Regions from separate parts of the Homo sapiens genome. Here region 2 is linked to region 1. A link is an interaction called in ENCODE POLR2A ChIA-PET data of the cell type or tissue named here. Cell type or tissue: GM12878. All regions are shown on one strand. Links, peaks and the distances in the headings refer to the core of each region. The heading gives the core; the rest is flanking DNA. Region 1 overlaps ST7 (suppression of tumorigenicity 7). Region 2 overlaps COMETT (cytosolic oncogenic antisense to MET transcript).

Evidence for each region. ChIA-PET counts read pairs that join two places held together with the same protein. Peaks named below come from ENCODE experiments on the same cell type or tissue, not always from the same donor. Only the 100,000 strongest peaks of a DNase experiment are listed, where the experiment ranks them.
Region 2: POLR2A ChIA-PET joins it to region 1 with 5 read pairs; 1 of 35 experiments calls an interaction of 5 or more read pairs at or near these places.

The regions. Positions count from the first base shown.
Region 1 is chr7:116,957,075-116,961,469 of GRCh38, reverse strand. The region is part of intron 1 of ST7 (suppression of tumorigenicity 7); the gene reads right to left. It overlaps ST7-OT4 (ST7 overlapping transcript 4), which reads right to left. Exons shown (of 5, transcript NR_002329.2): 5 at 1,653-2,317. Among named protein-coding and RNA genes, the nearest start is that of ST7-AS1, 4.9 kb to the right of the region's middle. In GM12878, for the core only: no CTCF peak of the experiment used is centred there; no DNase peak of the experiment used is centred there; H3K4me3 peaks cover 489 bases; H3K27ac peaks cover 1,431 bases.
Region 2 is chr7:116,578,287-116,582,681 of GRCh38, reverse strand. All of the region lies in intron 2 of COMETT (cytosolic oncogenic antisense to MET transcript), which reads left to right. Among named protein-coding and RNA genes, the nearest start is that of CAV1, 55 kb to the right of the region's middle. RefSeq lists a silencer at 1,102-1,551. In GM12878, for the core only: no CTCF peak of the experiment used is centred there; no DNase peak of the experiment used is centred there; H3K27ac peaks cover 284 bases.

The sequences.
Region 1 (4,395 bases), core at 194-4,193:
CAAATGGAAAAACATCCCATGCTCACGGATAGGAAGAATCAATATCATTAAAATGCCCATACTGCCCAAAGCAATTTACAATTTCAATGATATTCCTATTAAACTACCACTGACATTCATCACAGAATTAGAAAAAACTGTTTCAAAATTCATATGGAACCAAAAAATAGCCCAAATAGCCAAAGCAATCCTAAGCAAAAGAACAAAGCTGGAGGCATCATGCTACTCGCTACTCATCTTCAAACTACACTACAGGGCTACAGTAACCAAAACAGCATGATACTGGTACAAAAACAGACACATAGACCAATGGAACAGAACAGAGAACCCAGAAATAATGCTGCACACCTACAACTATCTGATCTTCGACAAATCTGACAAAACAAGCAATGGGAGAAGGATTGCCTATTCAATAAATGGTGCTGGGATATCTGGCTAGCCATATGCAAAAGATTGAAAGTGGACCCCTTCTTTACACCATATACAACTGAAGATGGATTAGAGACTTAAATGTAAAACCAAAAACTATAAAAACCCTGCAACACAACCTACATAATACCATTCAGGACACAGGAATGGGCAAAGATTTCATGATGAAGACACCAAAAGCAACTACAATAAAAGCAAAAATTGACAAATAAAATCTAAACTAAAGAGCCTCTGCACAGCAACAGAAACTATCAACAGAGTCAACAGAAAACCTACAGAATGGAGACAATTTTTGGAAACTTTGCATCTGACAAAGATCTAATATCCAGCATCAATAAGGAACTTAAACAAATGTACAAGTTAAGTACCTCATATTATCTGTATGAATGGAGTTCAGGGTTCTACCAATGTGGAAAAAAATTGTCTGTGAGCAATGACACAGTAGTACAAGAAAGATTTGGTTGGGAAATTTTTCAGAATAATATTGGCAGGCAAAATGAAACTTAACAGAATTGTAACTCGAAGTGATTAGAAATACTTCAGCACAATTTTATGTGTCTGCAGTGGCTCACGCCTAGAATTCCAGCACTCTGGGAGGCCGAGGGGGACAGATCACTAGAGGCCTGAAGTTTGAGACCAGTCTGGACAAGATGGCGAACTCTGTCTCTACTAAAAATACAAAACTTAGCCGGACATGATGGCATGCACCTGTAATCCCAGCTACTTGGGAGGGTGAGGCATGAGAATCACCTGAACCCAGGAGGCAGAGGTTGCAGTCAGCTGAGATCCCGTCCCTGCACTCCAGCCTGGGCAACAGAGCGAGACTCTGTCTTAAAAACAAAAAAACAAAACAAAAAAAAAAGAATCCCAGCGTATTTGGAGGGTGGTGATCTAGAAAAAGAGAGGTGGAAGTTCAGATTTGAGGGGTAAGAAAGAGCCATAGCATCAAACTTTGTAAATGAAGGTAATACACTTAGATTGTATTTTCAATGCAATGGAAGCCACTGCAGGAAGTCATACAAAATCTGGACTTGTATTCACTAAGTATTAAGAGTCCAAACTGTAAAAAACATGTATACTCATTAAGTCCATGTATTATCTTGGTGCTACACTTTGCACTCAATGAAATTCATCGTAAGACACAGAATCCCAGAGCTAGAAGGAAACTTAATGAATGTAAAGCCATTATTTTACATATACAAAAACTCAAGCTCAGAGAAAAATGCATCATTCGGATTGCTTTATTAATGGCTGAGAAAAATATCTCCAAAAATAATTAAGGGCAACTAAGATGTCTGGGATACATTCTAAACTCAAAGCTGACATTAATCAAAAAATTGTCCTTTTATATATTCATAAACTGAACCACCATGCTTTAGATGCATATGGCCCATCATAGAATATATAAGATCTTGTAACAGCCTCTGACCACAATCTAAAGCTGCAAACTTAGATGGGGCACATACTCAGTAATGCATTTGATCAATTGTATTGTTCCAATCCCAGCTCACTAAATACACCGTAACTTGGATATTCATTCATCCAGTGAATGATAAGGACCTACTTTGTACAAGGAATTAACACTGGAAGATGAAGAACTAGAATCTAGAAGAAGTAATAAAACATACATATACAAAAAAAGATGCATATATACACAAACACTGACCCACATATATCACACACATATACCATAATTCATATAAGATAAAGTAACTGCAGGCATGCCATAAACAGCAAAATAACTAGAATTAGAACTGAAGCTTTAAGATGTGACTGAATTGTTGTAATTCCTTGTAAAACTTGAACGGATAAAGAGCTGTTTCTTTTGATGAGCAAAGAAAGTGTTTTGAGATAGAATCTACTCCTGGTGAAGATGCTGTGAACATTGCTGAAATGACAACAAAGGATTTAGAATATTACATAAACTTCATTGATAAAGCCGTGGCAGGGTGATAAAATTGACTCCAATTCTGAAAGTCCTACTGTGGGTAAAATGCTATCAGACAGCATCACATGATACAGAGAAATCTTTCTCTGGAAAGGAAAACCAATCCATGTGGCAAACTTTACGGTTGTCTTATTTGAAGAAATTGCCACAGCTACCCCAACCTTTAACAACCAGCACCCTGATCAGTCAGCAGCCATAAACATCAAGGCAAGACTCTCTACCAGCAAAAAGATTATGACTTCCTGAGGCTCAGATAGCATTTTTTTTTTTAGCAATAAAGGATTTTTAAATTAAGGTATATACATTGGTCTTTTAGATATAATGCTACTGCACTCTTAATATAATACAATATAGTGTGACTATAACTTTTATATGCACTGGGAAACCAAAAATTTCATGGGACTCACTTTATTGCAGTGGCCGGGAACCAAACTTGCAATATCTCCAAGGTAAGCCTGTCTTTTCTGCAGCTGAAAGGATCAGAAGGCAGCATGCCAGCTGGTCCTTGATAGATGGGTGGGATTTACAGATAGGGAAGAACATTTTAGACAACAGGCACAACAGGGGCAAAAGACCTATGTAAACTGCAACCAGACCCTCTAGAAGGGAAATCCAATTTTATGTAAATTTTAAGTAAATTAAAATCTAAATGTTAAGTAAATTTAGAGCAAAAATTCTCAACATGAAAAAATGCCAAAACTGAGCTGCAGCCTAAGTTCTATATCACGTCAACAATATAAGAGTTTTACATCTGTATTCATGAGCTTAATTAACACAAAAAAAAGTCTTCTAAATAACTTGACCAGGCACGGTGGCTCACACCTGGAATCCCAGCACTTTGGGAGGTGGAGGCAGTAGGACTGCTTGAGCCCAGGAGTTCAAGAACACAGGGGACCCTGTCTCTACAAAAAAAAAAAAAAAAAAAAAAAATTAGCCACGCACTGTGGTGTGCACCTGTAGTCTCAGCTACTAAGACTGAGGTGGCAGGCTGAGACAGGAGGATTGCTTGAGCCTGCAGGTTGAGGCTGCAGTGAGCTGTGACTGCACCACTGCACTCCAGCCTGGGTGACAGAGTGAAACCTTGTCTCAAACATAAGTAAATAAATAACTTTAAGCCTAGATCAGGCTATTACATTTGTTTTCCAAAAGGAATGAAAACGGATTTCAAAGATCTTTGAAAACTTGCTTTTCAGCAAATAGAAAAAGAATTGGAAAATCACTTATGCTGCTTTTTGCAAAAACAGCAAAGTTGCCCGTTTTAGGAAAAGGTGTTTAAATTCAGCAGCAAAAAACTTTATAACATAGGGTAGATGAGAAAGTGCCATCAACACCACTGTATAAGTTATGGTACTATTTTTTAAGACTCACCTATTTTAATAATATCCTGCATGACTGTGCCAATCTACAATTAATTTTCTGCCCTTTGGAAAAGTATTGCTTTATGATATTAATTCACTTGAAAACTGACAAGTAATATTATTTGGGGTCTTTTAAAAACCTTGTTAAAATTTCATTCTATTTTCAGTAAATCATAAAACTATTTTAACACTATTGTATCCAAATCAAGAGCAGAGCCTCAAAAATCAGTTACCAGCAGCTGGGCATGGTGGCACACACCTGTAGTACTCGCTACTAGGGAGGCTGAGGTGGGAGGATCCCTTAAGCCCAGGAGTTCAAGCCCAACCTAGGTAACATACTAAGACTCTCTTAAAAAACAAACAAAAAAAAAAACTATTATCAAAGCTAGCCACTATGTACTATTCCTATTATGTTCGTTTTCTCCCCTTTCTTTTTTAAAATTCATTTTCATTACAAGATGTGATTGCCAATGTTAAGGTTTCTCTGTATGGTCTAAGAGAATACTGTGGAATTCTTTGAACTATATCCCTACCCTAAATGGCACTGGCTCAATGCAACGAAGGTCACACGAGCCAAGCTGGTGGGAGTAGGGAAGTAGTATACCTCAAAAACAGCATTCAAAGCATTTTTACTTGGAAAACTACACGATGTAAGAGCTA
Region 2 (4,395 bases), core at 138-4,137, 380 kb after region 1:
GAATGGAGCTTAGACCCCATCCTGCAGGAAGACAGCTGCCCCAGCAGAGGGAGGATGAAAATTATGGCTTTTCCTCTGACTCACTGTGCGACCATGGAAAATTCCTGATTACAAAACATGGAAGAGTCAAAGCTTTTCCCTTGAGAAACATCTCCTGTGTCTCCCACCCTTCTACTCACCCACGTATCTCAAACTGTCTCCTTGGGCAGTATGGAGAGCTGGGACCTCCACAACTGTGAGAGGGGAGCAAGCTACAGACAGCTGGGGTCACTTACTTGGCTGGGAGCCTAGCTTTGGTCGTGGGTGACTGTGTTGGATAATGTAAGTCCAGCTGCTATAACAGATAAACCTTCAAATATTAGTGGCTCACACAATGGAAATTTCTTACGCATGGAAAAGTCCATTAGTGCTGGAGGGTGGGGTAGGCTGTGGGCTGTGGGGGATGGTACTTTCCTATGTGTAGTCTTTTTTTTTTTTTTTTCAGACAGGGTCTTGCTCTGTCCCCCAGGCTGGAGTACAGTGGCACGATCTTGGCTCACAACAACCTATGCTTCCCGGGTTTAAGTGATCCTCATTCCTCAGCCTACCGAGTAGCTGGGATTATAGGCATGAGCCACCATGCTCGGCCTCTGTGTAGCCTTTTGAGGACCCAAGCTGAGAGATGTTGTGTCCTTTCAACATGGGGTTTTCATGGATGCCCTTGGTCTAGATATCCAGCTGACATATAGAGGAAGAGTGTAGAATCACACATGAGATTTTTATCATCCAGGTCCAGAAATGGAGCACACAATTTCTGCTCAGATTCTAGTGCCAGATCTTAGGCACATGGTCACTGCAAGAAAGGCTGGGAAGTGTTGTCTAGCTGTGTGCCCAGGAGGAAAGGTAAAAGATTTTCATGCATAAACTAGCCAGTCTCTGCCTCAGTGGCCAAAGTCCACTTCTCAGCTTGGCTGGTATTAATGTCAAGACCCTGCTATGTCAAGCACAGGTGCTTTTCTTCCAGGAATTGGGAGTCTTGAAGTCAGATGATGAGTTGTACCTGCTTCTAGGAGAGTCTCTTTAGTTTGAAGAGGCCAGTGGCAGAGACATTGAGAATAGGGTTCAGTCTTCTGGGCATTACTTGGAAGAACCAGGCAGTGTTGCAGGATAGGAAGGTCACAGCCAAATGATCTGGGCCCAAACAGGTTCTGATCCTGGGATAAGCCAGAGAGATCTCAGCAACTCCAAGGCAGAAACTAGGTCATGATTCCTTGGCTAATAAAATCAACTGAGAGAGAAGCTGTAGTCTGGGCTCTGGATAAGTGCTCAGGGACAAATGATCTGGATGTGATGTGTACAGTCAAATTCTAGGCCATACCACCTGACGGAGGGGAATCTCTGTGCTCTGCCAGACTTGGTGGAACTAAGCCTCCACTTTCTTCAACTGTTTGGGGTTGAGGAATGCAGAGTCATACACACCTGTTTTCTTTTTCCTTGAATCTGGTAGACATAGTGGTTGAGTCCCTAAGCCAGAAGTCAGAGAGATCTCAGGAACTTTGTGGCCTGTTCCACCACAGATCTAAACCTGTCTTGGTAATTCCATCACATTTGCTTGGTGAGGTAACTTGGCAACCCGTGAGCCATGAGCCCCAGGTGAATCTGTAATTCTATGATTGTTAAGGAAGTGTGGCTCTACCAGTCCCCTGGTAGATCCCTGGAATTGCTCTACATCTATAAGTAACATCTCCCTTAGGTGGGGCATTTACCCGCACAGGATGTGAAGATGCATTAGATTTGACCATCTCAGCTCAGTGAATCCAAGTAACCATAGATCTTTGGCAGATTTTCTTCCCTGTCATGGTGTCAGGGGCCCAGGGAGCAGGACTGATACAACTCAGTTTCCCTTGCCGGGGCAGAAGTGAGAGGAAGGGTCTAAAGCTGTGGGAATGGCAGTCAGCTGTCCCCTTCCCTTCAGCTTCAGGAAATATGAGGCCAGAAGAGGGAAAGTTCAGAAACTGTGCAGGCACTCATGGCACTGCAGAATTTCAGCCTCACTGCTAAATCTGGGAGGGACAAGAAGCAGGCAAAGTTGGATTATGTGGCTAATAGCATAGAGCCAGGGAAACTAACTTGAGGGGCTTCAAATCTGCTAAAATTAGAATTTTCCTTTTAGATCTGTGCAGACTTTGTTCTTATTACAAAGTGGTGGACATTTTGGAACAACCAAGAAAATTTTATGTGCTCTTCACTTGCTACCAAAACTAGTACTAAAACAATACCTGCTTTTCACCCTCAGATACATCTGGGTCTTTAGTCCAGGAAAGAATCACCTCCAAGGTGAGTGTGAGTGGACAAGGATGTAGAGGATGCCCCCAGCCTTTTGGAGGAGTCTCTGTAGGATCAGGCCACCTGAATAGATGCCCTGAGTGCTCTGTTTATTACCTTTGTTCTTTTCAGTATCTGCATGGTGGGGCCCATAGTCTTTTTTCTCTCTGCAGAACAGTGAAAATTTCTCTGTCTTGCTCTGCCCAGGAGCAGGTAGGCCAGAAGTGCCAGAGAATTAACACTCACCATCTTCACCCCCTGCCCCGGCAGCAGCCTTCAACCAACTTGCCACTTGGAAATAAATACTTGTTCTCTTGCCCCTTGGATGGGATAATTCTGCAGCAGGTGCTGTTTCCCCAAGTTTTCCCACCAACATAACCTGACCATGGTAGCAGACTTAATAGTAACCTTATAGCTCCCTTCCCTTCCTTGTATTGCTTTCCTAGTTCCCGCTGATGATACTCCCTATTCTTCTCAAATTAACTGCTTGTGTGCAAATCCTTGCCTTAGGGCCTACTTCTATGACAAGGCTAACTAGGATGTCACTTTTCCAGAAAATAGCCTGGGCTGCATGAGGGAGTCATTCTGATACTTTAAAAATAATGTTTCCCCAGGCAGATGTTTTGGGATCATGATAACATTTACTCTCAACCTTCCTCCCAAGCTATTCTTGATAGACACATGGAAATTTTCAGAAAACCAAATACCTCATGTTCTCACTTATATGTAGGAGCTAAATGATGAGAACACATGGACACATAAAGGGGAACAACACACACTGAGGCCTTTTGGAGGGCAGGAGGTGGGAGGAGGAAGAGGATCAGGAAAAATGTACTAATGGGTACTAGGCTTAATACCAGGCTGATGAAATAACCTGTAAAACAAACCTCCATGACACAAGTTTACCAACGTAACAAACCTGCAGTTGTAACTGTGAACTTAAAATAAAAGTTAAAAAAAATTGCATTAGAACTTTCTTTTACTTTATTTGAGATCCAAAGAAAATTTATCTCCAAATAAATTGTGGTAGTGGTTTATATATTTTTCAAATATTATTTTTTACTAAGAAATATGCTTTACATTGCAACTCAGTATACATACTCTCATAAACATGAAATGTCTTATTAAACTCATCTGATTACCCTTGCTCTCTGTGATCTATATGTTTCTTTCTCCTCTCTTCTCTTTTATTCTTTTCCATTCTATTCAGTTATATTTTTGTTAATAAATGAAAGCCAATTTCACAATTCTAGAATAGGTGCTATGGTCAAAATGTTTGTGTCCCCCTCAGATTCATATGTTGAACTCCTAACCCCCAAGGTGATGATATTAGGAGGTGGGCACTTTGTGAGAAGATTAGTCATGAGGGTAGAACTCTCCTGAATGGGATTAGTGTCCTTATAAAAAAGGCCTTTCTTGTACCCCTTCCTACCACATGAGGACACAGCAGAAAGACCACCTTCTATGAAGAGGCCCATCGCCAGACACTGAATCTGCTGGTGCCTTGATCTTGGACTTCCCAGCCTCCAGAGCTGTGAGCAATGAAGGTCTGCTGTTTATAAGCCAACCAGCTTGTGATATTTTTGTTATAGTAGTTCAAACAGACTAAGACACTAGGTCAGCACTCACAGTTTGAGCAACACTAGATGAAGGAGACACATATTTCACAACAGGTCCGCCAAACAGGATTCTTAAGGAAAGAATGTTCAAAGAGGAGATTTGCAAAACTATTATTTGTTGTCCTTCACAGCTATCATTGCATAGGGCTGATAGCTATGCAGTGACCTTTGTTGTTAGCAACACAATTTATTACCATCCTCTGCTTCTAGAAGAAAGAAAAAAATCGATACATTGCGGGTACTAGGATGTTTAGGCCTCATGTGTGGATTTCTCCAGGTGTCCCCATTCCAGGGAGTAGAAATGCTGTGGGGTCAAATGGAGCAATGAGGTAATTAGAAGATGGGAGGATCTTGAAGGTTTGAAACAGCACTCCGGGGTTTGCACTTGCTGTTAAGAATGGCTCACGTATGTTTTGGTAGTCTGGGAAGACCAGGAGCAGGCTACGCATAAGCGGTGTGCGCACTACAATTT